Regions from separate parts of the Mus musculus genome. Here region 2 is linked to region 1. A link is a loop called in an ENCODE intact Hi-C map of the cell type or tissue named here. Cell type or tissue: gastrocnemius. All regions are shown on one strand. Each heading gives the region's core, and the rest is flanking DNA. Links, peaks and the distances in the headings are about the cores only.

Region 1 (16,027 bases), core at 6,899-11,898:
CCCAGGCTATTTAGATTATGGGGCTGCGCTACCATGTCTGGCTTGAGAACACACCTGACCACAAGCTTGGATCTCCCAAAGCCTGAGAGCATACTGCGCCCTGCTGAGCTCAGCCTCCCTCAGAGGTGCCTACCTTGGAGAGGAGGCTCCAGGAGGCTGAGCAGGTAGTTGCTGGTCTGCTGCAGCAGGACATTGTTGTCACCTTCATAGGTACAGTTTGGGTCGTTGTCGTTTCTGAGGTCACCAAACCGGTTCACTGTAAAAATCCACCACAGCGTCACTCAGGATGCTCTGAGAGGCGCCCCTCCCATAGCCCCACCCAGCAGGGGACAGGAAGTGCTCTCTTGCCTCCCTGCTCCCTTGGCCTACATGTGCTGGCTGTGCCTCTGCATCATCCTTACGGAAGGAAGGCTTTGGGATGACACATGAACATTCAGCAGAGTTGGTGGCAGTGAGGATTGTCACCTTCCTGCCTGTTGGTATTAACAGCTCGCTCTCTCTCTCTCTCTCTCTCTCTCTCTCTCTCTCTCTCTCTCTCACACACACACACACACACACACACACACACACACACACACACACACACACAGAGAGAGAGAGAGAGAGCCACACAGCCTGCCAAGTGTGAGAACCAGAGATAGGTCATGGGGCTACACTCCTATAGCTAAATGAAGGCTTTAAAAGGCAATTTCCAACTCTGAGATGTCAGTCATGTTGACACGACTCTCCTGCTACATGAGCAGCTAGGGCCTGAGTTCACTTCACCTGATGTGCTTGGCCCAGGGCCTGCCTGAGGTGAGCTGTCCTGACCAGCCTCTCAGCCTTCCTCTTCTGACAGAAAACATTCTCTTTGAGGAGGATGGAGGAGCCAGCAGGGAGAGGAGCCAATCCGGCCCCTTTCTGCTCCAGAGAGCTGACATCGAACCTTGATGTGTGTGGTTCTTTACATTGCTGTTGACTGTCTCTGCATCCTTACTGGTTAAGTTGTGAGCTGTGGGTCAGGCACGTTTGTGTCTACAGTACTTCAAGATGCAACTTCCTTATTCTGTTTTAAGTCAGAACAAAGCTAACAGTGTCTATGTGTTTCTATGAGTTATAACAACAAATAGAAGCTCTACCAAGAACACTGCAGAAAGGACAAAAACACGCAAGCAAATAACTCAGATATGACCATGGCGAGCTCGTGCCAGTAAGACACAGCATGTCGGGGAGTAGAGGCTAGGCCAGAGCACACTGAGTGGCTCAGCCAGGCTACTGGGAGCATCAAATCCAGACTCTCACGGCAGCATGCACTGCCTGCAGGAGCCGGAATCATCTCTTTAGCCACTAACGGGTCGGCGGTTCTACGCTGTTTGCAGCAGCAGTGGGCAGCCAGTTATTATTAATCATTTATGATGGGTACTATCTATATACTGCTACAGGCCAGGTCCTCTAACCATTTATATGCACTGACTCCTTGGAAAAACCTATATGTTGGGCATATAATTCTATCTTCCTCTAATAAGAAAGCTTAGGGTATAGTGAGAGTAACCTTCCCTGTTACCATGGAGGCCACACCAGACACCGACCTGACCATGAAGGTGTAATGAGGGTGACCTGCCCAGTTGCCATGGAGATCACACCAGACACTGACCTGACCATGTACTCACAGTCACATATTAGGTGCATGCCTAGTGGGTCTGACTGAGAGGAAGTGTGTGCCTGAGTGTGTACAGCTGTGTCCCAATAAAGCCTTATCAGAAAAGCAGGCTGCACTTTGTGGGACCCTGGCCCAGTGGCCCATGGGAGGACTGAGGAGGAGAAACTCCCCAGACTAACCCAAACTTACTGGCCAGGTAGCCATGTCCCCCACACGCCTCACGGCACTCCTGGATACCCCGCTGGGCTGTCCATGAGGCTAGAGGCTTGCCAGCCGATGCCAGAGCATGGATCTCACGTCCGAGTTCTGCCTGTGGGGGAGAACCCAGTGAGAAGAGGTGAAGACCAACTGGCACTGCGAGTCAGGCCCCGGCCTCAGCACTAGTGTCAACAGAAAGGAAGCCCAGCTATGATGAGGAGCAAGGAAGCACAGAACAGAGCGGAGGTGGAAGTGCTCCATCGCACAGGTTCACGGCATGGAAACAAGCCATCTCGGCAGCATATCCATCGCAGGCACGGTCTACTGGAGAACGCCTACTAGACTTGGCTCCTACCAAGTTCATGGGTATGCAGTGAACATGACCATCTATCTGCAGAGAGGTCAGCAGGGGCACCGACGGGTACAGCACTGAAGCCAGTGCTGCCGTGAGGACCATGGCCGTGCAGATGTTCAGTGATGGCTTGGCACCACTGGGCCTTCGTTCCTGAAGCTCACATCTGTTTCATGTGCATCCTCTCCTCTACCTCATTGGGTACAGTGCCTGCTACACAACACGATCCGTTTAGCCAGCAGTATCCGTCTCAAGGAAGGAGAGTTCCAGCTGGCATGGTGACTGGCTGGGTTTCACCACAGGGTTTCAGAAAGAAGAGAAACAGGAGAACTGTGTTGTCAGCAGGCAGGTCATAGACCTGCTAGGGGAAGCATGTTTGCCCCTTCATTTCAGCAGCATCCCTCAATAGCCTGTTCCTCTCAAGGGCTCCGTGCCAACATGTGTGATGCTCCAGCCCTTGTTCCAGATCTGCGCTAGGCATCTCAGTGCAGCTCATCTGTCAGTTGCTTTAAGACAGAGTACGCAGCCCCAGTCTGCAGCACTAACCTGCTTCCAGACCTATGCCTTTTGATTGACATCTGATTTCCACTTGGGGTGGGTAGCATAAGGAGAGGCCAAACACCAACCTGTAGGCTACCTATAGAGAAGCCAGCAATGGATGTCCTTGGGCAGAGCAGCTGACCTGGTGGAGCTGCGTGCTCACTTCTGGCACAAATCCTGGGCTGTCAACTCAGAGAGAGGATTCAAGCCTCTATGGGGTTGTTTATGAAACAACAAGAAGAGCTGAGGCATCCTCTGAGGGTGGCTATGCGGAGTGTGAACACCATAACGCTCTCAGAAGGAGCTGGGAGTTCTGCTCGGCCAGCACATCCCCCAGATATGGGGTGATGGACACAGCCCAAACTGCAAGTCATTGGGCAAGCCCCAAGCCCCAAGCTGGGGGACAGCTAAAGGAATTCACCCAGGCTCTGTTCCCACAGCCAGCTGCTTTTTGTTCGGCCTCAGTGCCGAAACAGGGCTGCTCAACCTTGGCAAGAGCAACACAGATGCCTCACCTGCTGGTCGCTGTGGTCTCCCCTGAGCCGGGCACTCTGCACCTCTATCAAGTCCATGAAGATTGTCTTAGAGAAGTGGTCCAAGGCATAGGCAGCCGCCAGGTACGGAAGTATGCGCCATTGCTAGGGGGAAACAAGACACACAACAGATACCCAGAGTGGCTGGCTCTCTGGGCCTGACTACGGGAACCTGGAGTCAGCTTCCTTAGGAATGAAGAATACCTGGTGCCAATGTAGTCCCAGACAGGCGCTATTTTTAAATAATAATTTATTTAATGTGTATGAATGTTTTGCCTGCATGTATTACATATATGCATTTCCTGTGTGCCTGGGGTTCAGGGAGGTCACAAGAAAGTGTCAGATTCTCCAGGAGCTGAAGTTACAGATGGTTGTAAGGTACCATGTGGGTGCTGAGAATCAAACCTAGGTCCTCTGGAAGAGGAGAGGAGAGGAGAGGAGAGGAGAGGAGAGGAGAGGAGAGGAGAGGAGAGGAGAGGAGAGGAGAGGAGAGGAGAGGAGAGGAGAGGAGAGGAGAGGAGAGGAAAGGAGAGGAGAGGAGAGGAGAAGGGAGGAGAGGAGAAGGGAGGGGAGAAGAGGAGAGTGCTTTAAACCACCAAGCCATCTCTTCAGCCCTGGCACCGTATTTCTAGAACCTGTGAAAGGTGACCAATCACCCTGGGGTGGGGGGACTCACACACTAGCACCCGAGACGCATGGCATACACCCACTTCTGGGTGACAAATGGATGGAGAGATGAATGGGTTGGAGGAAAACAGGTGGAGCCTGAAAGGGACCCAGTGAGCCCCCACCATGGCTGTCAGTTGTTGCCACGTGCCAACTCATCAGCACACGGCACGCAGCCCCTTAGGCAGTGGCAGCACCAGCGAGGACTTGGGTTGGAGCTGCTTAACCATTGGATTACCCTGGGCACTCAGAGTAGTCCATATGTTGTCACCATGAGGAACAAGGATGACAACAGGGCGCATGAGCCACCCAGGCACGGTGAGAGACTACGTTTCACTTCCTAAGCAGGAAGAGCTCACTGCCAGCGTGAGGCAGAAGTGAAGGAAAGGGTGATTCTGCCTCATTCCCTCTGACTGTCACTCAGAAAGCAGTACTTATGCAGCACTCGGCACAAGGCCTAGGCCAGATATAGCAACCAGGTCACCAACGTGACCTTCCCTTGTGTCCATAAAGGGGGGCCGTGACTGCCTCTCGCTGCAAAGGGCACCGGAGCAGGACATGCAGTGAGCTCCTCCGGCTGAGGAGCACAGGAGGTGGCTGGCACGCCCCTTTCCACCCATGGCCTCTATGCTATGTCCCTTTGCTGCCTTTGAGGATGCGTGCAAGGCTGGGTGTCCCTTCTGCTGCTTTAAATGCCATAGTGTTTAAAGGGCTGCGCTCACTTGCTGCTTCCAGAAATGGTTTCCTCGGGGTCATTTCTTAGGGATGGGACAGACGAGTCAAAGACTGTAGCCTGATCCAGAACAGTCTCCCCTGCCAAAGCAGGGTGACCTCATCTGCACATTCAGCAGGCTCATTCCTGCCACCAGCGTCCTGGCTCTCCTCCTCCCATGTACCTCCTTTTGAGTATAGTACACCTCTTTAATTAAAGCCACCCCAAGGTCCTGGAGCCTGGAAGGTGCTCTCTTGCCCACTGTCCTGTTCTTAGGGCAGTCCCTGAGATCTCTCACCAACTCCCGGGGGCCAAGAAGGAGCACAAAGCAGAAGATGATGCAGACGGCCAGTACCTGCAGTGGATATTCAAGGACAGGAATCTCTTCCTTATCCGTGGGTCCAAACTGACACCGTGTGGCCGAGAACCGGATGGCTATGGACACGGCCAGCTTCAGGTTGACCACAGACATGCTGATGATGGAGATGCGTCCTGAGGACAGGCTGCCCAATGATGCGCCCAAACGCTGCCGGACATCCTGGGGAAGAAAGACGGGTGTCACCCATCAGTCAGATGTTGTGCAGACTCAGAGAATGTCCCAAAGAAGAAGGCATACACCCAGATGAACTGGGAAGAGAGGGCTTCCAGCTGCCCAAGGAGGGAGGAGCTTTGAGAAGGTAAGCTCTTCTTCTTGGGCCACCTGAGGGTGCTGTGCCCTGCCTTTTCCTAGTTGGGCACCAGAGGCAAGTGTGTTCCAGCATGGGACTCTGTGTCCCCTAGGCACTCATCTGGGGCATCGGCTCCTTGGACCCCAGCTGCCGAGCTCCCGGGAGCTGTGTTCCAGCCTTCGGTGTCAACTCCACATCTATTCTGCCTTTCACTAGGTTTGACAGAAGCTGGGCTCAGGCCGCTCTGTGGGGCTCTGGGACAGCCTGGTGTCCTTGCTTCCTGGTCCCTGCTGTCTGTCTGTGTGCTCACCACTCCAGAACTGTGGGCTACCCCATCGTTCATCTCCACCTACAATCTTAACACTCTCAGTTATAATCACAACTGGTTAGCCCACGTGACCCTTCTGTGGGACTATGAATGAAAGTGGCCCCCAGCCGGGCGCAGTGGCGCACGCTTTTAATCCCAGCACTCAAGAGGCAGAGGCAGGCGGATTTCTGAGTTCGAGGCCAGCCTGGTCTACAAAGTGAGTTCCAGGACAGCCAGGGCTACACAGAGAAACCCTGTCTTGAAAACCAAAAAAAAAAAAAAAAAGTGGCCCCCATTGGCTCCTGTGTTTGAATACTGTCAGTGGAACTGTTTGGGAAGGATGGCCTTGCTAGAAGTGTCAAAGCGGGGCAGGCTTTGGGATTTCAAAAAACTCTCACTGTGCCCAGTGTGCCTCTCTGTCTTATGAGTCAAGATGTGAGCCCCAAGCTGCTCCTGCTGCCACGCCTTCCCTCTGCCACCTCAGACTCTAACCTTTTGAAACCACGCGTTCCAACTTAAACACTCCCTTTTGTAAGTCGCCTCGATCGTGGTGTCCTATCACAGCAATACTATCGAAGACAGTTTTCCTCTGTATGCTGTGGGAGAGCAGCCCCTGGCCCAAGCAGTCATGGATATCCAGGCATAGCCAGAAAATGCTGCCAGACCCAGGCCACGCTTGCCCACCAGCACTGTGGCTAAGTCCCTTCTCTGCTGAGGACACCAAACCCAACCAAGAGAGCTGTGTGGTAGCCACAGGGCCAGCTGCTCCTGGGGTGGTTTTCAACACCACAGGAACAGACACGTGGGAAGTTCTGCCTGCGAATGCCCACAGCCCACTGGTACCTTAAAGGGGCTGTTGTAAGTGCCCTCAGAGGTGATATTCCCAGTCCTGTCCAGCAGGTTCTGGCGAGGAATTCGAACTTTGTTGAACATGGCGAATCTGTGCAGGAGAGAAGGTGGGCTTCTATCATGCAAGCCCTCCAGGAGCCTCTCTGGGCTTTCTCCCTCTCCCCAAGAGCAGCTTAAGGTAACGTCACCCCCCAAAACAAGGGTGTGAGTGTGATGGGGCCATTGACGGCCATCACTGCCCCCCCTTTATCTCCTGGGACAGATGTGCCCTCATGTCGCTGGCAAAGAGAAGCTCCACATGCCCACCGCCTGCCTGTGCACAGCAAGGGTCACACACTGCTGACAGGAGGACAGGAGCTGGTTCTAAAGCTAGGCACCTCTGAGCCCCAGTGCAGAGCGCTACAGTCAGCTGACGGCGGTTTCAAACGCTAAGTCAAGCTGGCTGTGGTAGAGTACACCTTTAGTCCCAACACTCGGGAGGCAGAGGCAGTAGATCTTTACAAGTTTGAGGCCAGCCTGGTCTAGTGTGAGTTCCATCCAGAACAGCCAGGGCTACACAGTAAAACCCTGTCTTGAAAAAAACAAAAACAACAAACAAACAAATAAAATGCTAAGTGGAATCAAAGAGCCTGTAGTCCAGTCTCTCCCCGAGCAGCTAGGAAAGGGTCTAACGGGTGTTGCATGGACCCTGGGCACTGACAATCCAAGAGGTTTTGTAATGGATTAAGGAAGAAGCTTGAACGAGGTCAACTGCAAAGTAAACCATTGAAAAGTCTCAATGGTTCCGATAGGCAGTGTGGCTAGTGGCTAAAACACTATGCAAACTCAGACAGCCTAGTCAGTTGACAGCAGCCACCTTGTGCTGCCACATCCTGCGGCTCCTCGCTCCTCACCTGAGTCTGACCTCCTGCAGGCTCCGGCTGACAGCAGCCTGGCTCCACTTGAGTTGCTCATTAAACAGCAGGGGAAAGCGGAAGTATTTCAAAAGGGACACATCCTACTCGGGACCACCAGGTGGGTGTGATGGGATTTTCTGTCCATCCTGCAAAGATGCAGAGGCAGACCCCTCTCCAGGGTAGCCCTATTCAGAGTAAGCACTCAATTGTCCCTGTTTCCCAGTGAATCACTCTCCTGCCCACGGATTGTTAGAGCTGTCGTATTTTTCTTACAAGTCCACAGCACCTGGTCCCTACCAAGCCCTTAGTGACCAGGAACAGAGGTGATGGTGAAGAATGGTCCTCCAAGGTGACAGAGTCATCCCCCAAAGACCATTTCCTGGAGAAGACACCGCAGCCCTTCCCAGTACCGACATAACAGGGCTCACAAGAGCCTTGGGGTGGCAGAATCTTAACACAGCACACCCAGCTAACGGCACACTGTGTCTGGGGGCCACGTGGCCCACACCCAGCCTGCAGGCTGCACACAATGCCCCATTTTTAAGGAAACCCAGCCTGGGTGCCAAAACCGAGGTGCTCTAACTGTTTACTTGAAAGCCAAGGAATGCTTTTCAAGTACAATGTTGTCAATGGAAAGCACTCTTTTTAAGGAGTGGAAAATCTTCACCCTTCTTTGCCACCGAGGTAGAATGAGTCTGAGCACACTTGTGCTTCTCAAGTCTCTGCTCTAGCGTAAGTCTCTCAGATCATCTTTGGGTCACTTTTATATCCACAGAACAGTCAGTTGGGTCCAGCTGGTGAGCTATTTGGCACACTATGATTTTGGTCTCCGGGGATCAGGGGATGTGTGTACAGCAAAGTGTGACAGACACAGGGAGTGTGTAGCACAAGGCATCTGCACACACGTGTGGCTTGGGATGTGTGTGTGACATGGGGCATTCAGAGGTTCAAGTAGGTATATGTATATGGGGGTATATAAACGGGGGAGCCTTCGGAGGCTTCAGGGTATGTGTGTGTCTATAAATGAATTACAGGACAGTGACATGGGATAGCTGTATGACGAGGCACGTGGTATGGAAGCAGTGTGGATGACACGGGTTATGTATACAACTTGAGGCATATGGATTGAATGTGACAGACGTGTTGGAAGGATGTAGAGGGAGAGTGTGTGTTGCAATAACTCCCACCCCAGTCTCCTGCTGCAACTTCCTTCCCTGGAGGCCCCTCCAGCAGCCACCAGCCGATTCCCACCTGGTGCCGATGCTCATTCTGGGGCTCCCTCTCAGCCTTGTCAAGGAGGACTCCCCAGGCCCAAAGCCCGGCCTCATCATGAAAAGTACTGTGGGCACATTGAGGTTGGGCTCAGTGTCCCCGGGGAAAGATCCTTATCATTAGAACGTTTGGTTGAAAGTGATCCATGCAGCTGACTCTGCTCTGGATTCCTAAACAGTCCTGACAGGTTTCAAAACAACAAAAATTAACTCAGAACCTGTCCCCAGTCTAAAAGTTCACTAACTTACAATGCTGCTCCTGGAGCTGAGGCAGAGCAGCCACTCAGCTCTGGAGCTCTGGCGCCCTCTGCTGGCTGCCTGTGGTCAGTGCAGGCAAGAAGCTTAGTCGTTTAGTCTGCTTAAAGCCTTAGGTCTGAGAACTCAAGATCAGCCTGGCCTCTGCTTTCTGGAACAGCGATTCAGGCTGCCCCACAGTGTGCCCATGGTGACTCTCAGCTAGGCCTTTGCTACACCTACAAGTTGGGGCTCCTGTAAGTGGGACTTGGTGCCTGGGCGATGTATCCCAGGAGACAATCCATTCTTTAAAGACAGGTGCTGCTGTGATGGGGCCAAATACAAGCTCTCTGTGATGTCCCAAACTTACTCTAATGGCTTTAATGAGCAACCAGCACAAGCTGAGGGTACCTGCCAGGCTGCACACAGAGCCCTTCAACAGAGAAGATGGCAGCTCTGTGATTTCTGAGCCCTGATCCTTCTCCTTAAGGTCGGACTGCTAGGTATTGGTGCTTCTAGCCCCCTCCACGCTATTACTGACTGAAGACTAAGGAGGCTTGAGACTTCCCCTGGCCCTGCCCAGCCTTCTGGTGATGCTAGACAGAAGAGTCCATCAGAGCCTGGGAAGCTCCTGGCCCGGGTCAGGATTCTCTCTCTGGAGGAACAGCAGTTGCTTGAGGTGACTCTAAGAGCCCAAATACACACAGAACTGAGATGGGCAAACATACTTAACTCAGCATAGCACACAATGCTTGGGAACACCCTATTTTGGCCACTTCCATAGTCGTGAGTTATCTCGTTGGAAGAGAGGAGCCTAAGTGCACCAGGCCAGGTAGCTTAGAGCTGGGTGGAGCCTGCACACACTGACCCAGAGGAAGGCAGGAAGGCCACCTAGGCTGTTCAGCAGGTCCCTTGAGGGGTAAGCATGAAAGCTGGACTAAGAAATAATAGAGATGAGAGTGAGACCTCCCCTGCTGGGTGGCCTTCACCTGGTACACTATAAACCTCAGGCCATGCAGGTGGCCCGCTGACCATGGGCCCTCAGCCCAGTTAAGGTCCAGCCCAAGGTCTTCACTCCCATCTGAGTACACAGTGCGCAGTGCTGCAGGTCAACACTGTTCCCAAGCGGCTCTAGGATGAGTCAAAAACACCTCGCTCACTATCACATGTCCAGCAACTTTGCCAATTACTGACTTGGGGACTCTAAGCAGATATCATGGCTGGTTCCATGGCAGACCACTAAGGCTGATCACTAAGAGTCCTCACAGAGGAAGGAAAGCCCTACACTGTCGGGCACCTCCAAGCCTGTGGTCTCCCCAGGAAGCAGAGGGCACCTCTAGTCTGACCTGAGAGCTGGGAGAGTCACACCCTGAGAGACCCGTGGAGTGTGAGGGCAAGGCGAACCTCTGGGAACAGCGGCTTAAGCACACAATGGCTGCTGCTCAAACAAGCACCCCACTGGTACCTGCCACATCCATGCCAGGCCCTGAGGAGCCTGCACTCCAGAGAGGGTGTGACACCAGCAGCCCACTCCAGCCTGTGGCTTAGGAACAATCCCAGAGCCCCAAAGAGGTAGCATTGGTCTCGTGAGGCCGATGACACTCACCCATTATCCAGGCCATTCTGCCCCAGCTTCTTCCCAATGTCACCGACCATCACCCCCGTCATGGGAAGCAGGGTCTTCGTGTCACGGATCTGCACAGAGCCACAGGAATAATGGCTAGGTAAGTCTGTCAGCACACAAGAAAGCATGTCCAGACAAGCTGACAGGGGTGACTCTGAATAGCTCTGAGTCATACTGGGTCCCCTGAAGTGATGTGCCCAGGTCTAGAGATGGGGCCTTCTGTGGAAAACAGACCTCTGCAGCTGTCATGGGGCAGAGAGCTCAACACAAGATCATCTTGATTCCTAGATGTGCCATAAATCCATGGTAAGAGTCCTAACAAAAGAGAAGTTTAATAGAAAGGAGGGGTGGCGGGGGTGGGCAGAAGCTGGCATGGCATGGCTACCAGTGAGGGAAGCCAGGAGCTGGGGCAGGTAAGATGGAGTTTCCTGGGCTATCAGAGAGCACCCTGATTCATGACTGCAGGTTTAGCAGCGTGTGGCTTCCCTGTTTTAGTTCTGGCTATGGTGTGACACTGTTCACACCTTAAGAGAGAGGACCTGCAGTGGGCTCCCAGTATTATGACACTATTAGCTGAGCACATATGTGCTGTGGGAAAGACAGTCAGGGCAAGCTATGCCGATCTCATCTCCCCTAATGGGTGTCCACTAAGCATTCCCTACAGGAACACAGGCACGACTGGTTGTAGACTCCTGACCTAGGGGCACTGTGAAAAAGCAGGTTTCATGCCACATTAAAGCAGGATCGCCAACCTGAAGGCAGAGGCCCCACTGCCTCCCTCCCCATCAGTGGGCTGAGGACAGTGTCTAGAGATACTGTTATTCTAAGTGATAGACAACAGCGAGGACCACAGCTGCCACTGACCCACCCAGACAACACAGGTCTGGAGGCCAGACGCACTGAGGCGAGGAGATCTGGAGGCTGAGAGAAGAGCCCAGGGTACAGTATGTGCTTAGCATGTGGGCGACCTTGGGTCCAAACTCCAGAAGCAAGGGAAGAAAACAGGGACGGGGGGTGGGGGGTTGAATCTAAGCATTTGGAACTTAGCTCTTTGTAAGAGCTACTAGCTTTTGTTTTGTGTATCTGATTTTTATTGAAAAAATATATATAATATATAATTTTTAGTAAAAACATGTATGTAATATTGAGGTTAAAACTCAGCCATAAAGCATCTTTTAATTTTTTAAAAAATCCTGCAGTAAAGCTAGGTAAAAATTTAAACACAAACTTCTCTTAAACCTTTTAAAATAAATGCCATAAAACCCAGACAGTTGGAGAGAGACTGATGACGACCAGGAAGTGTCAAGGTTTAGATCCTGGTCCTCAAGGTCAAAGGTCTGGGCTTCAGCCAATAGTGCCGTGGGGAGGTGGGGCACGGGTGTGAGGAAATCAGGCCATTGAGAGCGTGTCCTTTAAGGGGCTACTGAGACACTGGTCCATTCTGTTACTTCTTACTTTGTCCCCAGTCACAGCTTACTCAGCCACACCTGGGCTGCCACATCTGGACTGCCACACCAGGGTACCTGGGCTGCCTCAGGCCCCTAGTAGCACTAGTCAGGACACTATGGACTGAGCCGTCAGAAGCTAAACTAGAACAGACCTTTCTGTCTTTGAGGCTGTTGTGTTAGGGATTCTGTCACAGCAACAGAGAGCTAAAATAGGAGGGACAACCAGCAGGGTAAAAGCAGTTGGCGGCGTTTTTCAGAAGATCCGACAAAAACCCACAAGCAGTGGTGGCCGGAGGGATGGAGTAGTAGTTCCTGCGGAGAACACAGGTTTGGTTCCCAGCACTGACATCAGGCAACTGGCAGTGCTTCCGGTTCTAGGGCATCTCACGCCCTCTTCTGGCCCTCACAGGGACTGCATGTATATTCAAGCATATCCCTGCAGGGCAGCACAGGCATCAGCTGGAGGGGGATGGTGCGGTGTCCCTGAGGTGTCCTGTGTAAAGATGTGTGCCTGTGTAAAGACAGGCCTGTTGGGAGCTCTGTGCATCGCTCACAGAGACTCTAGCAGGACTGTGTCCCTGCGGGCTGGAACTAAAGCGTGCTGCAGGAAGCCTGCAGGAAGCTGAGACTCAGTACAAGCATCTCCCGAAGGCAGACAGGGCATGTGGCTACAGGCTAACTGTCCATCCGCGCCAGCCCCGCCCAGGTCTTACCTGCACCAGGAAGGAATGCAGCCCGTGGCACTGGCCGTCTGGCATGTACAGTTGGGCAAACACCACCGCATGAGTTGCCGTCTTGCCCAGGTTGCCCACCCAAAATTTGGCAGCCTCGAAATCCGGGGAATGTAAGATGAATTCCTGTGAAGGGGAGATTAGTATCCTTGCCATCAGCAGCGGGGACCAGAGAATGGCTTTCCCTCCACAGCAGGCCAACCCCTGCGCTCCAAGCCTCGGAGCCAACAGTGAAAATGGACTGAGCACTGTATTTCCTGTGTGGGCCAAGCTGACTTTATGTTTGTTTCAGGATCACCTTACAGAGGAAATGGAAAGTGAGGTTCAGTCCCACACAGTGAACAGCTGGCTGTCACCAATAGAGTCTGATACTGGCTACACTGCCAGTAGAGTCTGCTTGACCTTTTGCCATATCCCCTTCTGACTGCTAATGCATGCTGCCTGCAAGGTCAAGTTCTGCTGAGTCAGCAATTAATTGCCCCCACCCCCACCCCCCAACCTAAGGTAAGGCCATGGGGCACTGTCCTCGGCCAGCGGCCAAAGGCCAGTGCAGGCTTCCCACAAGTCCCACAAAAGCCACAGGCACCAAAGTACAATGGGAGCAGACAGGGTCAAGGAATCAGAAAGTCCAAGATAAAAGTCTTTGTCAAGAAGCAGGCAAGAAAGTTTCGGGGCGGGGGGGGGGGGGGGCTATGTGCTGACAGGTATGACAGCCTGCATGGTGGTCCTGCCCTAGCAGGATTGCATTGTATGGTCCTCTCCAGCTCCACTACATCAGCCCAGGCCAGGGTCCACAGCCAGCCACGTGGACAAATGGACAGTGTGCAAGCGCTGAACGCTGAGCTTAATTTTCTGAACATAGAGCTCTCTATCACACACCAGTTAACAGGAGAGGTGAGCCTCCCCCCTCAGCATGTGACAGAAAGTGGCAGAGGGACATAGTCCTCAGGCAAGTGGGGGAAGGAGGCTTCCACACTCCATTCAACACTAACCATGATAATCAGAGACAGCACAAGTCCAGGAGGCAAGGGTGTTTCTAATGTCTTAGCAAAATGGTAGAATGCTGTGACCATCAGGACTGCCCTTAAGGCTGTGGGAAAGAACTCTGAAAAACCTAAGTTCAAGAATATATAATTTCTCAAGTATCCAAAATATAAGGATGCAATATGAATTGTATAAGGAGCTTCATGAACCTAAAAGAACAAAGGCAGCTGCACTCTGAGCCAACTTGTCAGAAAGATATTAAGAAAGGAGATAAAGAGATTTAGGGGGCTGGTGAGATGGCTCAGTGGTTAAGAACACTGACTGCTCTTCCAGAGGTCCTGAGTTCAATTCCCAGCAACCACTTGGTGTCTCACATCCATAATGGGATCCGATGCCCTCTTCTGATGTGTCTGAAGACAGCTACTGTGTACTCATATACATAAAAATAAATAAATAATTTTTAAAAAGACATTTAGGAAATGATTAAAGAGCAAGATCCCACCCAGCTAAATTTATTGCTTGTGCTTACAAAGGCAGGCATATTCCTGAGTTCAAGGTCAGCCTGGGAGAGAGCAAGGTTAGACCCAGGCATGGTAGGAATGGGTATCTCAGAGCAAGATTCCACCCAGCTAGCTTATTGTCTGTGCTTATAAAGGCAGGCAGATCTCTGAATTCATTTGCAACGTTAAGGGGGAAAAAGGAAAATTAATATATTGCTGTCTTTTTCTAAGAATCAGGGGTCTGGGGTCAGGGAATGCTGATTCATAGAATAATCAAAGGGGAACCTGGGGTAAACAACTGAATTGATATGTAAATAAAAGACTGGCCTTTTTGTCTGCAAGAGATGAGTTATTCAGAGAGATTTTAGATTTTTTTTTTCTAGCAAGAGACAGCTGCCTCAAGTAGAGGGCTTTCTGGAAAGTTGTCTTGAGCAAATCACAGGCTGTCAGCTTGCACCTCAGGATTGACTTCACATTTTTTTTTCCACTGCTCTCAAACATCGCTTCTCTCAGGGACCACTCCTCAAACTGAGGCTGGTCACTGGCACCTAGCCTCAGTTCCCCAAAACTTTATAAGCCTTGAATCATCCTAATACAAGTTGCTCTGTCTCCTGATCGCTGGTGCCAGTGTGGTCTTTCACTGAATACACTCACAGGCTTCTGAAACCCCATCTCTGTTCCCTCTGCTCTCACGGACTGAATCAGCCAATGATCCACAAGAGCAGCAAGACCCACAGAGTATCTGACTCTCTATGAGTTCCCATACCCATTTGCTCAGTGTGGAAGGTAAAAACTTTATGCCTCAGTACAAGGCATGCTTTCAGTTGGCCTCTTTAATGAGAATGTGTAAGGGGACAGCATTCTTGATTAACTATTGTTCGTTTACATTTCCTGTGTTCCATCCACCCAGGGCCCAGGGGAATCCAGAACTTACCTGAGTATCAGGATCATAGTGAGCTGTCGTTCGCATGGCCTTGGTATTACTCCCATGACTCAGTTCGGTGAGAGCAAAACAGCCAAAAATCTAAATGTCAAAGCACACAGAGATGCCAGGTAAGAAGTGTGTTCTTGTGTGTGTGATCCTACAGGGACCTTGCCTCTATGCCCTAGAGGACTAAAGCCAGGAGCCCAGCCACACCTCTCCCTCCCTACACAGCCAGACTATGGCACGACTGAGACATCCCATCGCATGGATACCACTCCCACCTACTGGCATAGATGCCATAACCTATGCTATGTTGAGCACAGGCTGCAAAAATCTTTATAGTCAGAGGAGGCCACAGGGGTATTCAGTCAGACAGGAAAGCTAAGACCACAGGCAGGCAGGGTGGGCAAGGAAAAACACCAGCCCGAGAGCCCTCCTATGAGCAGGGCCTGCCCCCACCCTCAGGTCTCTCCTGTGGCCTGCCCTGTCCACGGCTAAGTATGGTGAAGGCACTGGGCTCACAGCTCACATGGCCAACTTACCTCCAGGCTATAGATCTTCTCAAGGTACTTGAAATGCTTCTCAGAACCAGAAACGAAAACTGTGGTTCCAAAAACCTGAAAGGTAACACACGGGTCAGAGGTGGGTGCTGCTGCTCCTGCCTCTGGGCAGGCATACCCCACACCTACCCTCCGACACACACTCTATACACACCCCACACATACCCCACACGCCTCTTCCTATTGGACTGTACATTCTGAATAAACATATTTAATCCGAGAATGCACAGGTGCAAATTTACACCAAAAGCTGAGAATCTGATCTTGTCACTGAATCTTAAAAGCTGTACATTTTAAGAGCCACGGGGCTGTGGTTTGTGTCTGATGTGTGTGGTGGGCCTGTGTGGACATGGGTCCCCTGCCCTCTGCCACACACTCACCAACATGTGG
Region 2 (16,027 bases), core at 7,239-12,238, 86 kb before region 1:
GAAGCTCCCTGCCTGCTGTTCTCTCCCTGGGCTCAGCTAGGGAGAGCCCTAGGCCAGGCAGGACAAACACCTGGCAAGCTTGCCCTGTTCCTCCTCAGGCTCCACCTCCCAGAGCCCCTTAGCTCTGGGGCACACAGCTCCCTGCTCAGGCATTTGTGTCCTTCTGTTCCCCAGGTGGCAGCCCCCCAGACTCCATTGCCTGTCTCTGACATCTCTGGGGTGGCTTTTATCTTCAAATCAGGACCACTTTAGAGAGGTCCTGCATGCCCTTCTCCCAGTGTCCCTCAAGACCACGTGCTTCATAACCCGGTACGGTAGGGCCACCAAGGTGCTGGCCTTGTACTAGTGCCTGTGGCCCTGTGTCATCATGTTTCAATGGATGGCTGCCATAGCAGAGAGACATGTCTGGCAGCCAAGTGCCTCCAGCCATCCCTGGTAGCCTTGGGACTGTTGCCACCATTTCAGGCAATGCAGGACAATGACACACAGGCTTCCCTCACTGAAGCTCTGCATCCATCCGAGGCTTGTTGGGGCCAGTGACGCTCCTCTTTCTGTCGACAGCCATAATCTGTGGCTTGCTGGGGACAGACCGTGGCTGCTTCAGTCTTAGTTTGGCACAGTTGGCAAGTTTTCAGTGGTTATGAATGGAATGTGCTGTGGGCCATCATGTCCCAGCCGTCATGGGGACAAGTTGCTGCAGTGAATGGCGGGGATTCAGCACCCAGGTCACAAGGTGATAGTTAGCCTTTAAGAAGTCTGTGACCCATTCCCTGCCATTTTGCATTCTCTGGAAGGATTTTGTTTGCGATTGGGATGGATGTGCATGCATGCTTGCATGTGTATAGGGGTGTGTGTGTGTGTGTGTGTGTGTGTGTGTGTGTGTGTGTGAAAGAGGGGAGGAGGGAGCTTAGGTCCAAAGCTCACTGACTGGTCAAGTCTCCCCAGCCAGCTTGATCCAGCTTGTCTCCACATCAGGAGCACAGGGATTCCAGGTACCCATCATGCCTACCTGACTTTTCATGTGGGTGCTAAGGTTCCACGCTCTAATGTTCACACTCATATGGCAAGCACTCTACCCACCGATCCATCTCCCAAGATGCTCCTGGGAGGATTTTTGACAAAAATCAAAATTAGAAGAAAAACAAAACTGGTCCTTGCTTTTGGGCGGCATTAGATGTAGTAATTGTTCCTTGTGTCTCTAGCTCTGAATCTTCCAGTTTCTGTGAAATAAGCGTGCATTTTGCACTACATATTTTGCAACCAGAAAGAAGCAACTCCCTAAAAAGCATGTGCTAACATGAGAAGATTCTCGGGGCATCAAGCTTTTTAAAAGAGTAAGACATTGTAGGTCTGTCAGTCAACACTCACATACTCACACACATACTCACAGGATAAATTGTCCCCTTCTCTAGTCCCCTGCTGGGTGCATAACTCCCTTCCCCCTTTTGCAAGGAGCTGACCCTGCCTAAGAGAGCAGCTCTGTCCTTGAGGAAGGTTGACATCATCACAAAGGCATTTCCCAAGCACATGGGGACAGCTGAGGGAGCCAGTGTGCCTAAGATGACAGGGACAGAGATGGGAAGGCCTAACCTGTCTTTAACTCTTGGGAAGCTGGCTTAATCTCCCACTACACAGCTGAGGTGACACTGGCTTAGATGGTGGTACCACTTGCTGTGATGCTCACAGTTGGGTGTGTGTGTGTTTGTGTGTGTGACATGGTTGTGATATTGATGGGGTGTGTGAGCTCAGCTGTAGAACACTTCACAAAGTTGACAGTTCTGAATGCAGACCAGAAAACCTGTCCCTATCTGTGGTGGCTCGAGTAGGAATGGCCCCCATAGACTCATGCGTTTGAATGCTTGGCCCATAGAGAGTGGCACTACTAGGAGATGTGGCCTTGTTGGAGTGGGTGTGGCCTTGTTGGAGGAAGTGTGTCACTGTGGAGGTAGACTTTGAGGTCTCATATATGCTCAAGCTAGCCCTACTGTGACAATTTCCTTCGGCTGTCATTGGATCAAGATGCAGAACTCTCAGTTCCTTTTCCAGCACCATGTCTGTTGGCACACTGCCATGCTTTCTGCTATGATGATAGTAAACTAAACCTCTGAAACTGTACACCAGCCCCAATAAGTGTTTTTCTTTTATAAAAGTTGTCATGGTCACAGTGTCTCCTCACAGCTGCTGTGATCCTCCCTCTGACTGGGATAAAAGGGCCTACTATATGGAGACCCCAAGAGCCACAGTGGCCCTGCAGGCCAAAGTGTCCCTCCTAGGGTTTGGTGAGGTGATCACCAGTGGTGGGCTGAAGATCTGACCTGGATCATAGCCCAGAGCTCTGCCCACCACAGTCAACTTCAGTTCAGCTATTGTGCAAGCAAGTCCCCAGAGGTACACTGATGCCTGGGGTCCCTGCTGCCCTTCCTTCTCCCCATGTTGCAGCCAGAAGAGCCCCTGCTTGCCTACCATCTTGAAGGCTGAGCCCCTGTAGGCAGTATTGGGTTCCTTCCAATTTGATGGGGTCACATTTGTGTCACGTAAGAAGCCCTGCTCCTTAGCTCTCTGCCATCACCCCACTCCCACTCCCTACACCCCCCTCCATAGCACTCAGAGCAGCAGGGAGTAAGGTCAGTGTTCCCCACAGCACCTCCCAGATGCCACACCATGAGGAGCTAGTGCCATCCGCACTCACACCTCAGCTCCCCTACCTTCACCCTTCTCAGGAACAGCCACTGTAATATCCAAAATAAATTCAAGACTAACCAGTACCTTCCCCCTTCAAAAGGACTTTCAAAACTATACTAGCAGGACAAGTACAGAGTCAGATAAAAAGCTGGTTGACTAAACAAATATAAAAACATAGTTTTAACGGTCAAAATTACTAAGCTTCCGAAACAAGATTAACAATTCCCCTGCCTTGCCTCACACTAAAAACCTCAAGGATAGACAAAATGAGAGTCACCCTATACAAACCAACAAATGTCTAAAAAGGTTATTGGCTACACCAATTAAAATAAGCCAAACTACTCTGGTGCCTAAGAAAAAGTGTGTTCTTTCTTTGTTCTGGGTCTCTCCTCTGGCCCGCGTGCTGAGAGGGGGTTCCCCAACATGTTGGATAAGTAAAATCGACATGTGTTTTGCAACGATGGCGATCTCTGTGGTCTTTGTGTGAGTGGGGGTCTTTTGACAAGCTACAACACCATCCTGCTGCCATACATACATGGGGCTCAGCCTTGACTGTTCTGTGTGGCCCAGACAAGCCACAGGGCAACATGTCCTGAGTTCTGAGAATCACCAGGAGTGGGGACATGCCATTGGAAGGAGGGTTGCAAATATAGACAAGTACAGACAAAGGTTAGATGACAGTGGGGCTGTGATAGCTAGAACATTGCAGGTTGACCTGATTTCTTCAGGGGAGCCCAGGGCCATGTAGGTCCAGGGACTATGTCTGTCACTGGGAGTTAGGGAGTCACTGCCAAGACCAAATCATGAAGGTGGAGAAGAGCCCCAAGTAAAGACAGTGAAGGGTATCACACAGGAGCAAAGGACAAGAGAGATCACTGGAGGACCCTCATGGAGCTAAGAAGTAGAGAACTAGTCACTGGGGAGCCATAGCAGACACAGAGGGAGGGAAGGATCTGAGCTAAGGTTCCCAGAAGACTTCAGAGCTTGTCCACAGCATGAGCCAGTCATGGGGACCTCAGGCAGGGCTTGTGGGAAGGAGATGCCTTTGAGGTGAAGTCACTCGCTGCCTGTGCTGTGTCTGCACATAGCCACCGTGAGGGCTTGTGGTGACCCCAGCCTGAGCCCTGCAGGCAAGGGGCCCTCTCTGGCAGGGCAGCCACAGCAGCTGTGTGGCTGGAGTTTCCTGCCCACTGAACATGAAAATTACAGGCTGAGGCTGACGGGGGCCTCATAGCCCTGCTGCCGCTGCCAGCACAGTCTGCTGGCGGGAGCAATTGCCCCACCATGTCACAGCCTATGGAGTTTGTCATTGACCACATCATGCTGGGGCACATAAGGTCAATAGGGCACTGGGTCTGAAGCTCCAGATGCCACCAAGTCATCCCAGGGGATGACAGTGGTAGATGGTATGCCCATGTCACCCTCTTCCAGAAGTAGGTATTCTACCATGCTCCACGCTGAGCATGGGGTTGTCCACCCTACTTCCACACAAACCCCTGACTGGGCCTGGAGCCCTTGGCTCTTAAGCAGGAGTCTGAATCCTGGGAGCCAGCTTGGTCCCCCACTCAATGGAGGCTGGAGGCTCCCCTTCCTTGATCTTTAATTCTCTCTGTTCAGGCTCCATGTGTCTGGCCTGCAGGATGAAGCATACAGGGCAGGGAAGAGGGTGGTCAGGCCTAGTCCCTACTCTCCCCTCCCCCAGAGAGGAGCCCCTGCTGACACAAGCAGTGCCTCTGTGGCAGAGGCCTCGGTGACAGCAAGCAGTGTTCAGTCCAGACTGGGGTCCAGATTAAGCCTGTCTGACCCCTCACCTCATTTCAGCTCCTGGCTCCACAGAAGCAGGCCTGAGTTGGCCTGTGACCAGTGTCACTGGGAGTATGAGAGAGGTCATGCATGCTCTTAGGACAAGTGCTGGAAGACACTGAGGCACACTGAGATTGGCATGTGGAAGGGAGAGGAAGGGTGAGGGAGGCCTGGAGGGAGATGACTTAATCCATATTCAGAGACTGTGGCCGAACATGTGACAGTGGCCACGTTAACGAGGCTGGTTGGTTCCCAGCTTCAGAGGCTAGTGCTTCAAAGGTGTGCCAGTGGTGTCTGCTGAGGTCTTGTGCTATGCTGTGATGTGCACTGGGCACGCCATGACGAGACAGAGCAAACGACTGGCTCAGGACCCTTCCCTTCCACTTGGAAGGCCACTAATGCTGTCCGAGGGCTCATCCTCATGAAGGCATCAATTCCCAATCTCCCTTCAAAGGCACAGCCTCCTTGGTATCCGGGGTGCTCAGCACAGGGACATCTTTCTTTGGGTTATTGGTTCAACTTTTGAAAAACTCTACAATTAACCCAGAATGGAGAGTCTGGAACACAGTGGCATTGCTGGGGCAGGTGCAAGGCGGCCCCATGCACCTTGCATGCAGCCTTTGGATGTGGCAGAGAAGGTGAAGTGGGCTGGAGAGGAAACAGCCATATAGAATGTCTATGAGCATGGCAGAACATAGACCAGATCCCACATCCCAGAAGAGGCAGTGGGGTGAAGGCTGGAGTTTCTATAGCTGCATAGAGCAGGTGAGGTAGCCTAAGGCACACCAAGGAATCTGAGGATGGAGGGGTGTGTGTGTGTGTGTGTGTGTGTGTGTGTGTGTGTGTGTGCATGTGAGTGTGTAGACACATTCAAAATGAAGAGAGGAGGTCTGTGGTGCTGTCCAAGAAGCAATCTGGGCTTCTGTTTCTTCCCTGAAGGTATCTTTAGTCCTATATTCTTGAAGCACTGTCCACCATTTACAGGAACGGGGATAAGTGCAGTGTCCATCGACAGGCAAGTAAAGCAGATGTGTGGGGACACACAACAGAATACTCTTCAGCCACAAAGGAGGAAATCCTGTCATAGAGGAACCTGGACAACTGAAGGGAAAGCTGGGCACAGGAGGACAAGGATGGCCTGATGTCACTCAGGGGCTCTAAGGAGGCTGATGTCATCACGTCAGAGAACAGAAGGTGGTGACAAAGCCTGGGGATTGAGAGGCAGGGGACAAAGCCATGCTGGTTTAAGCACCCACAGATACACAGGAAGTAGGGGATCCTGAGACCTTTACCAGCAGTTAACAGCATTGTAGATTTCAAATGGCCAATGGTGGCTTCAAATATCTTATCAGGAAGCAGCAGGGGGTGAGGCAATGACTGTGTTAACACACTGTTCACACAGAAAGAAGTGTCGTCATATGCTACAGGGATTTGTTGATCAAAAGTAGCCAGATATGGTGGCTCACACCAACATCCTCAACACTGGAGAGACTGAGGCACAGGATTGTCAAGTTGGTCGCCATCCTCAGACTCAAAAAGATTTTTTTTTAATTAATATTCTCCCTGTTCAGTTGTTGGCTCTAACAGATCTGGGAATGGGGATTAGTGTTCAGTTGTGGACTCACTGATAAGCTCACCAATAGACACTTCCCCATGTTCACACAGATGGCCCTTGTTAAACTCAGTGTGTCACTAAACAAGAAGACATGAAAGTGGAAAGGGGACCTGTAGGAGGAGGGAAGCTGACAGGGGTGAGCGAAGGAAAACAGAGACGGGACTGGAAGTCATCAGGAAGCCTTATATAAATGTGTGAACTTGCCAAGAGCAAATTTAACTGGGAGAAAGCTAACGAGATTAACAGTGTAAATAATGTTTTTAAACTAAAGGACATAGAAGCCAGGAAGAAAGCAATGTGGGGGCCCCAGTGGAGCATCTCAGAGAGGGCAGGTTTAGAGGGCTAAAGAAGCAGAGAAGTCACCACAGAGTCACTGCTGAGAGGAAGGGCACTCTGCCAGGGTGGAGGCAACTGGCAATTGGTAAGCTTCTCCTTGGGATTTGGGGTGGCAGGGGAGAGAAGCTGCTCAGAGTTCTCCAGAGAGGAAGAGAGAGGAGGAAAAGGAAGGCAGAGGACTTACATGAGCCTGCTGGAAGCCTACACACTAAGTCTCAGCCACCCAAGGAAGGATGAACATATGTCTATGGCTGAAGTGGTGGAGGCCCAGGCCTGTAGCATCCTAGAAGTGAACCTATCACAACTGCTGTAGAGGGTCAAGGAGCAGGTGTCAGGGAGCAAAGACGGTGCCAAGACCAGCCAGTGGGAAAGAATAGTGTTGGTCCAAATGTGCTGGGGAAACCAGATACCTGCATACAACCAGATGAAGCTGGATCTCTTACCTCACACCATAAGCCCTTGCTCAAAACCAATAGTGAACCCAAAAGCAAGAGATAAAGCCAGGAAGCTCCTAAAGAAACCAAAGGAGCCATGGTCATGGCTGATCAAACAACGAGAATGAATAGATAACTCAAAGCCCTCCTGAGCTCTGGGATTAAATACCTGTATCACCAAACTTACCAGTGAATAAAACAGACATCTCTCTCAAATGTCCAAAGGCATTCAGAAGACATGTGGTGTTGTCTTCTCCCTGGAAAACGTAAATCAAAACCACAAGGAGGCCCCATGTCATAGCTACTAGAATGGCAACAAAAGATTTTTTTGTTTTGTTGTCTTTTTTAATGGAAAAATACCAAGAGTTGTTGAGGATTTGGGGTAAATGGAGCCTCGTGGTTTGGGTGGAAAGTGGTACAGATGTGGAAAAGCCTGGTGGTTCCTTAAATGGTCAAGCATGACATTACTACATGGCTTAGTCATTCCACTCCTAGGTACGCTCTCAAGAGAATCAAGAACATTAGCCCACGTAAGACTTCACACAGGAATGTCCATGGCAGCATTTTCTCATGATAACTGAAAAGTGAGAGGAAAAATCCATCCGTCGGCAGAAGAATGTACAGACATGTGTGGTTGAGACATGCAATGGAATATTATTCAGCCTTGCAAAGGAATGGAGACATTCTGATTCCTGATCCCACAGTGCTGATGAGCAAACACATGAGGCTCTGGGAGAGGAGGCAGACAGATGACCACAGGTAATATAATCCTATTCATGGGGAAAACTCAGAGCAGCTAGCTAATTCACAGAGATAAGACCAGGGGCCAAGGAGGTGGCCAGTGTCAGCTTGCAGGTCTGGGGTCCTGTCATAATGAAAATATTCTAAAATTAACTGTGATGGTAGTTGTGTATTTATATGAAGATGCCCAAAATGACTAGTCACACACTTTAAAAAGGGGAGTTGTATATGCAAATAGATATTTGTGTACTAAAGGTTAAATGCTTAACCAGGGATGAGACTGGGTGGGGAGGGATGGATGGGGAGGGATGGGGTGAGAAAAATGAGAGAGGGATGAGTGGGTAGGGTTAATGGAAACTAAGGAGATGTGAGAAATCGTTATGGAAACCCACTTTGGAAAGCTCATTTTAAATATATTTTTTAATGTTTGAATGGAGGTACCCTGAATAGGTGAGCAATGGTGCTCTTAGAAAATACAGATTATCAAGTGAAAATTTTAGTACCAGGAGTGGGATGCCTCCCTATGAGTTGTCGGCCAGGGAATGCCTCAGAGGCTCCCAAAGCAGCACAGGCTATTGACAGTGTTCTTGAGTTTATACCATCATTGAATGGTAAGACCGTATTGCTGGAGACACCATACATCTCAGGGGCAGGATCTAGAGAAATCAACTTGGAACTGACTAGAAAGCTTCCTCCCTGATGACTAGCTTTCAGAATGCTACAAGGTGGCCTTCGGGTTGCTGGGGTGGGTGGGAAGAGACATGGGTAGTCTTACCCTGAAACCATCCCTGCATGCCGCAATCCAGACAAGGTGTGCTCACAACAGTGGCATGGCTGCTAATAGAAGTTACTAGCTGTTTCTGATTGGATCGGAAGCCTGTTCCACAAGAGGGAATCCATGCCTGATACTGTAAACATGGTTAAAAGTCCAAGGCTGGAGCATTCGTAGACCCTAGATTGTTTTGTTGAGTGGGCATATGGTAAAATTGCCTTCTAAATATTTATGTTCCTAACCATAATGTGAGTGCAGCTCTCACTGAAGCTTCTTTTTGCAGTGGGCAGCAGTTCATATAGAGACTCAACACGATGAACCAGCCTGACTCCATCTTAGACTTGAAAGCCATCTTATAGTAAAGACAAGCTAGGCTCCTTCTTGTTTATGATTAAACCATCGTTTCTTAAGGATTGGGCTATGCATGGTCCACCTGCAACCTTAACTACGAATGATTCTGTTTTGCCTGTTCCAGGAATGTCAATCATGTCTTGGTTTCAAAAAGTTGTAAAGGCCATCTTACAACCTTACCTTTGTTTCAAAGGGTTGTTAGGACTACTTTGGTATCTTCTTAAGACCACCTTGTAACGGTCTGCCTTTGTAAGCCCACCTACTTTGCCTGGAAAATCCCTCATTTGGAAATCCCTAGCCCTGGACTATAAAAACCTAATCTTCCTCATGTCCAATGCTGACCTCTTGAACCCCACCTTTAGGGGAAGACATCCCATGTCCATGAGTTAAAAAGCCTGTTCTAATCAATTGTTTGCATTTGGGTAGGTGGTCTTTCTCCTCTCATTTTTGGGATTAACAATAACTGGTCAAAGATGATCACACCCCTCCTTCATAGAGCTCCTAGGAACAGCTAGCGGCTGCTTCTGCCCTTCTCAGCACCCCCATGAGGGAGTTCCCAAAGGAGGGGCTGTAGACAATGTCTTATATCATCACCCAAGCAGGGCCCACCCTGTGAGTCACTCACTAACATGAGCTGAGGAACCTTATCACATGCCATGTGTGGCCAGGGATGATCTTCGAGGTCCCAAAGCCATGTTAACTATGACCTCATCTGACATGACTCTGGGCTGAAGCAAGGGTCAGGCATAAAAGTCTGGAAGCCAAAGTCTGGCTCTGTTGTTCTACTATGGCCAAGTCAGAAGGACAGTCTGGGGTGCCCAGGAGGGAGGCAGACCCTGGTACACCCTAGCTGCAACCAGCTCTATGCTGGTTCATGGTGAAGAACTGCAGTACATGGAAAGGGGAAAAACACAGGCTGATGGGGCTGGATGGGTCAAGCCAGCCACCCACCACAGTTAGAGAGTGGGCATCAGGGAAGAGTCAGGCCAGAGCCCACTCACACTGTTGGATGACAAAGGCTGTCAAGTGTCTGATGCCTCTTTCTGTCCTGAGAGTAGGAAGAGCTGCCCCTACCCTGGTGGACTACATAGGAGATGCCAGGCCCTTGCAGATCAAAGGCCTGGGGTCACTCAGACTCCAGAGAGAGGCCCAAGGTGTCCCTGTGACTGAGTGAGAAACTGTAAAGGGCTAAGGCAGCAGGGGGAGCCACTGCCCTGCCTTTGCACAAGACTCCCTGGAAGCTTCCAGAACAAAGACAGAGCCTGGAATGGACTCCCTCTTAGAAGCGAGGCTACAGCTGTGTCTATCCTTTAATTCCAAGCCTCGGCTTCCCTTCTGTACAGGTGACTGAAAGCATTTATGCAGCCATAGTAAGGGTCAGGTCAGGTGACCAGGGAGGATGATGTGACCCAGAGGGAAAAAGTTGGACTCGAGACCTCGGACAAAGCGAATGTGAGTGAAACCTGTAACTCACTGTCATTTTCCAGCCTCACTCTGAGGCCCCCACACTCACCCCAGGGGTAGGAGGGCACAGGGAACCTACTCAAACATGTGGAACAGCTTGCCATGACATACACGGTAGAGCAAAACCTTGTTTGCATCATTTCCCCATCTGCATTGGAGAAGTCCGGAGGGAGACCTGGCCTGCACTTCTGTTAAGAGAAAGTAATGCTTTCCCCCTCCTCACACACAACACCACAACATCACTACCCCCCCCCCAATACACCACACACACATACACTACCACCTCTACTAGGTGAGTGCTCACACCTGGAACCCCACTTCCTTTTTTCCCAAACAACTCAGTCTGATGAGGCCACTCTGCTTCCTGGCTACTGGGCTTTTCCCAGACCTGGAACCAGACTGCTCCCCAGGCCTTCCTCCTCTGCCCTCCACCAACATCCATCCAAGGTATGTGTGGCTTTATCAACTCATGGAAGCAGAGGTGTCACCATACCACACCACACCACACACCCTCCAGTGTGCTACCTGTTTCCAGTGCTGTTGAGAAACTGCAGAAGGTAACAGCTTCCTGCCAAGCTACTCTACTATGCTTTCTTTCCCTCCAGAGTTGCACACCAGGTTCTCCAGCCCCTGGAACAACGGATTCATTCAGTCTAGGGCCACCTCCCAGGGAGGCTCTGTTGGGTCCTCTGACTCCTGAAGCTCCAGCCACTAGCAACTTGACCTCCTGTACCCTGCTACCTGTCCTGGGTCTGAAGTAGCTTGGTGATTGCATGAGGAGGCACCAAAGTGTTGGGGAAAGTTGAGCAGGTGCTTTCTGTTCCTGCACTGCCTGGTGTCCTGGTACTGCCTGGTGTCCTGGCACTTCCAACGACTCTGAGGTAGGAGGTGCTCAGTAATCCTTGTAGAAGAAACAGAAGGACAACAGGCAGCAACCAGAGTTCTAGATCTGAGAGAGCCCAGAATAGATCCAAGGCAGATGGCCCCCCTCCAGCTGAAGATGGGAGGAAGGGAGCACCTGGCTGCTTTCTAAGTATCCGCTCCAATGTTGCCCGGTGGAGTGATGCAGAGCAGGAGGGGTCTAGGTTTGGGGCCTTGCTGAGCTTGGCTGCTCAAGTAGAGTAGGGGTTCCTCTGTGAAGGAGAGCTAGGGACAGAATTTGGACTTGTTCATGTCTCTGGGGTTGCGGTCAGGTCCCTGGCTAGGACTGGAGTATTCCGAAGCAGCTCCCCTTTCCCAGACCCTCATTCTGGGCCGGCAGACCTGTCACCCAAAGTGCACACCAGGCAAGCGGGGAGCAGGAGGCTCCGGGTGGGTCCCCACCAGCCGGGGCGGGGTCCCGTGGGGCAGGGGCGGGGCTGGCGGCGGGCAGGGCCGCCCCTTCCAGCGAGGGCAGACTGTCTTGGCCTTTAAGCGCCTGCTGAAGCTCGGCTGAGAGAGGCCCGGGTCAGTCCCCACACCATGCCCTGTTTGCGCTCCGGGCCAGAGTGCGCCTGAGCGGTTCGGGCCTCGGTATCCCCGCGGGTCTTGCGCCGCCGCCTCTCCGCGATGCAGGCGCGCGCGCTGCTCCCCGCCACGCTGGCCATTCTGGCCACGCTGGCTGTGTTGGCTCTGGCCCGGGAGCCCCCAGCGGCTCCGTGTCCTGCGCGCTGCGACGTGTCGCGCTGTCCGAGCCCTCGCTGCCCTGGGGGCTATGTGCCTGACCTCTGCAACTGCTGCCTGGTGTGCGCTGCCAGCGAGGGCGAGCCCTGCGGCCGCCCCCTGGACTCTCCGTGCGGGGACAGTCTGGAGTGCGTGCGCGGCGTGTGCCGCTGCCGTTGGACCCACACTGTGTGTGGCACAGACGGGCATACTTATGCCGACGTGTGCGCGCTGCAGGCCGCCAGCCGTCGTGCGTTGCAGGTCTCCGGGACTCCAGTGCGCCAGCTGCAGAAGGGTGCCTGTCCCTCTGGTAAGCTCCACCAGGAATCAAAAAAGCCTTACTCTGAGGAAACTGAGGTCCAGGGGAATCTGTCCACTTCCACTAGGCAGCCTTTTAAGAATAGTTCACACAACCCTCTGGCTTTCTAGATGGGGAAACTGAGGTCCCCAAGAGATAAATGCTGTCCCCAAAGTCACAAAAAGTTAGACTTAAACTCTAGTGTGGCAGCCTGGTAGCGTCTGGTGGGCTGTGAGGCTCTGACCCAGCCACACTCCTGTTTCTTAGAGTCCTCCAGTGACTTACAAGGGAACGAGCGTCAAGCAATCTTTTCCTGGTCTCTGTCTTCAATTCCTGCTCTGTTTTCTTCTGTCAGGCTGTGCTGGGTGCTGGTTCTGTGTGCCTGTCTTGGGCCTGGCTGTCTGAGAGGCAGAGGGTTTTCAGGGTGGCCAGGCACCTGCATTACTCTGCTCCCTTCATGGTTGTGTTTGGTGTACTCTTCTCTGCTCTCCCATGTGACAGATACTATTAACATCAGGTTCTGGGCAGAAACCAGTAAGAATGGAATTGTTCTTTACAGATTGAGCCATTTGTAAGAAAAAAATCTTTTCTGGCCTGACTGTCCCTAACTGGAAACAGTGTATCAGTGCATGGCATAAAGCAGACCTTCTGGTACCCTCGAGACTTCTAGACTGTGGAGGGCACAGAGCTATGGAGAGAGAGGAGAATGTCAGTCTGAGGATCAGGCAGGCATCCATCACTAAGAATGGCAGGATTCCTGTGGCTATTGGCAGGATCTTAGGCTTCAGAGACCCACTGTCCTCAGTTGATCGCTTCATTGTGTTCTGGGTACCTGACTATGAGCGATCTGGTGTCAGGCCTGGGAGAAGCCCCTGCAAGGAATATGTAGCCAGGGGACAACAGATGCTGAGTCTCAGCATTACTTCCTGTGCTGGGTCTATGAGCCACCTCCCAAGAGAGGTGTTGAGTTGGGACAGTAAATGGGGCTCCCTGGCAAGGATGGGGGAGAGTGGAGAGGCTTGGGCAGAGCAGAGACCAAGATCTGATCTAGAGCGCGCTGGCCACCATCAAAACACAAGCTGCCAAGGAGTTGTCGGGTACTGCAGCCAAAGAGGAAGGACATATTATCAGAGATGTTCACACGCCAGGGTCTGCCATCCATCCTCAAAGGGTCAATTAAAGCAATGTGGCCACATGGGGGAAAGGGGTGAAAGAGTCCAGCGACACTCCTCCCAAGTCCATCTAGGGGTCCTGACATGAGATTTATGTTTAAATAGAGGGACAGAGGTATACTTGACCAGGCAGCTCCCACCCATCCTTGACCCATAGCTACCTGCCGGCCTGATGCATCTCTACAGCTTCCTACCTCCTCCCAGCATGAGCTTCCTGGGAAAATCCCAGTTTCTCAGGGCTCATCACTGTCTCAGTAGTCTGATAGCCAGAGGGTTCCGGCACAAGGGTCCTTCACAATGTCTTCATTCAGTCCTGTCAGGATGGTTATAGCTAGACAGAGCCAATGGCCTTGAGCCTGACACCTGTCCATTGCCCACTTTGACCTGAATGTTCCGGGTTCTGCCTACTCCAGGGACATCGTTCACTTAGGCTGCTATCCACAGATGCTCAGAAGTTTCACACGCTGGTGTGAGTGCCAGACTCGCCCCATGCAGATGAGACTGGCCCAGTTCTTTGTTGTTAAATACTGCCCAGCGATGGTAGCAGCTGAACTGTCTCCAATTCTTCCTCCCAGCTCAGCTGACAGCATTGCCCCAGGACAGAGGTCTTAGCCTCTGTCCACACACCTGTCACTGCCTCATGTCCACTGTCACCGCACTCACTAATCAGCCTGAGCACAAACCACCATGCCCAGATGCTCTGAACTCATGCATGTGCCGGGCACAGAGAGAGCTGATGAGTCCCACTTGCGGGCCATGTCTGAGCAGGAGGCTGCTGTAGCGGGGTCTCAGAACAGATCAGATAGGAGAGGGAGACCAGGCCAGCTCTGACTTTAGCTGGCTTCCACATTTCTAATCCTCCTGCATCACTTCACCTGGTAGCCAGGTAACCCTGGCCAGTTTGTCCTGCATGCTACCAACAAGACTCCCTCCACAACTCCCCCCCCCCCCACACACACACACACTTACCGGGACTCTCAGGCCCTATTTATGTCAACACACATACACATGCACACACACACACACACACACACACACACACACACACACACACACACACACTTCCACTACCATCTTCTGCGACCTTCTCATCTTCTGGCCACCTTACTGTTTTCCCTCCCTCCTACATCAGTGCCTTTGCACATCCTCTTACCACTGGCCATAATTGCCCCTTCATCCTTCACGTAGCAGGGTTCCTCTTCCTGGGCTCAGATGTCCTACCACCCTGAGCTGGCTTTCCTAACCACTGTGCTTCATTGCTAAATCTGTACCCCTGTCTATTGACCTTTCTGTTCTCTCTGCTTCTTGTTCACTCTGGGCCTCATGGCAGGGGTGGATACAGCACCTGGTTGCACACAGTAGTTATATAAATGTCTGGGCCCATGGGTCCCTGTAGTTCTCTTGGAGCCTGTTAAATGGTTCCATTGGGTTTGATGGAAGATGTTTGGTCCCACCTGCATGTTAGAAAAGCATTTTCAAGAGAAGGGTCCCTTTGCTAGTGTGACCTGCACTCAAGGGTCTGCTTACAGGTGGCTGGCTAGCTGCCTGCTGGCTCCCCAGATTCAATGTCCCACAGCCCCTTGGTAGTGATAGATACGCACATGTTACTGGGGCTCAGTGCTGGGAGCCCTGGGAAATTCTCACACAGATTTAATAGGCAGCTTTTAATGTGCAAGGCCTAACAGCCTCTCCCAGCCTGTTTATTTAAGGACTTTGGTTGGCTTTTGTGTTCCCTCCTCTTAGCAGCTTCCTCGGAGTTGAGCATGAGAGACTAACCAGGCAAGAAGAAGTGTCTTGTATCTGTCCCTCTGCCTGCTGGGACAGCAGAACTGGTCAGTGGCATGGCTGTGTGGGGGGATTTGGAGGGTTCCAGTGGCTTCCTGCATTTATTTGATGCCTGATAGGATTGTGTGTTTATAACCTGATACAAGGAGGAGCGCCATGACCTGTGAGTTCAGAAGCTCTGTCCCAGCCATATCTCTTTCTTCATCCACCTCCAGGGCATCCATGGGGCTCTGTGAGGATAATACTACCTAGACAGAATGATAACCACCCATGTCCTACACCATCAAGAGTCTGTGTGTGTTCACTGGACTATAGGAGCTCTGAAGGCAATGAGGCAGGCAGCCTTCCTGGCCTTCACTGTAGGCCCCAGACCTATGCAGATCCAAACCTATGCAGATGTCACAGCAGACTGGGCAGGACAGCTACAGCCTGGGGCTTTGAGGGAGGTGACCCCAAGAGTTCCTAGGGTCAGGTGTCTCAGACTCCTCCCACAACCTCTGAAGCCTTTAGGAGTTCATCATAGGGAATGATGTTGGGGTATCTTATAAAGACAGGTTCTGATGCTGTGGTGTGCCACCCTAGGACTCTCAAAGTAAGGGAGAGCTTGCCCCAAGCTCTGGTATTGCCGATCTGATGTACCACAGTGCTTGAGCCCCATGAAATGGTGGCCATCCTGGAGGACACTGGTGAATGGGTTATGAGAAACAGTGCAGTCACAAGACCCTGTTCCTGGGGGCTGCACAAGCATGGCCAGACATGGGCACTGAAAGCTGTGCCTGTATATCCATGGGACCAGCATGGCCTGCAGGCCACATACACCTCCAGCTGAGGCTCTAGAACCTGAATGCTACTTGTCTTTGCACACACAGTCCCTTTGTCATATGTGCCAATCCTCCATTCTTCAAGGCCAAGGTCAAAAGTCACACTTGTTCC

The links. Hi-C counts contacts between places; a loop is a spot of excess contacts. Peaks named below come from ENCODE experiments on the same cell type or tissue, not always from the same donor. Only the 100,000 strongest peaks of a DNase experiment are listed, where the experiment ranks them.
Region 2: it touches region 1 in a loop (7-fold over the local background); 25 of 42 quality-filtered maps call a loop at or near these places.

Annotation. Positions count from the first base shown.
Region 1 is chr5:35,588,843-35,604,869 of GRCm38, reverse strand. It overlaps Acox3 (acyl-Coenzyme A oxidase 3, pristanoyl), which reads right to left. Exons shown (of 19, transcript NM_030721.3): 4 at 16,018-16,027; 5 at 15,620-15,694; 6 at 15,087-15,176; 7 at 12,651-12,794; 8 at 10,472-10,560; 9 at 6,459-6,555; 10 at 4,996-5,178; 11 at 3,245-3,367; 12 at 1,829-1,949; 13 at 134-256. Among named protein-coding and RNA genes, the nearest start is that of 4931431C16Rik, 8.1 kb to the right of the region's middle. In gastrocnemius, for the core only: no CTCF peak of the experiment used is centred there; a DNase peak (open chromatin) is centred at 8,947.
Region 2 is chr5:35,675,066-35,691,092 of GRCm38, reverse strand. It overlaps Htra3 (HtrA serine peptidase 3), which reads left to right and starts at 11,313. Exons shown (of 9, transcript NM_030127.3): 1 at 11,313-12,149. The coding sequence starts at 11,747. In gastrocnemius, for the core only: a CTCF peak has its summit at 9,934 (motif pointing right); DNase peaks (open chromatin) are centred at 9,925, 11,617 and 11,740; H3K4me3 peaks cover 1,243 bases; H3K27ac peaks cover 1,720 bases.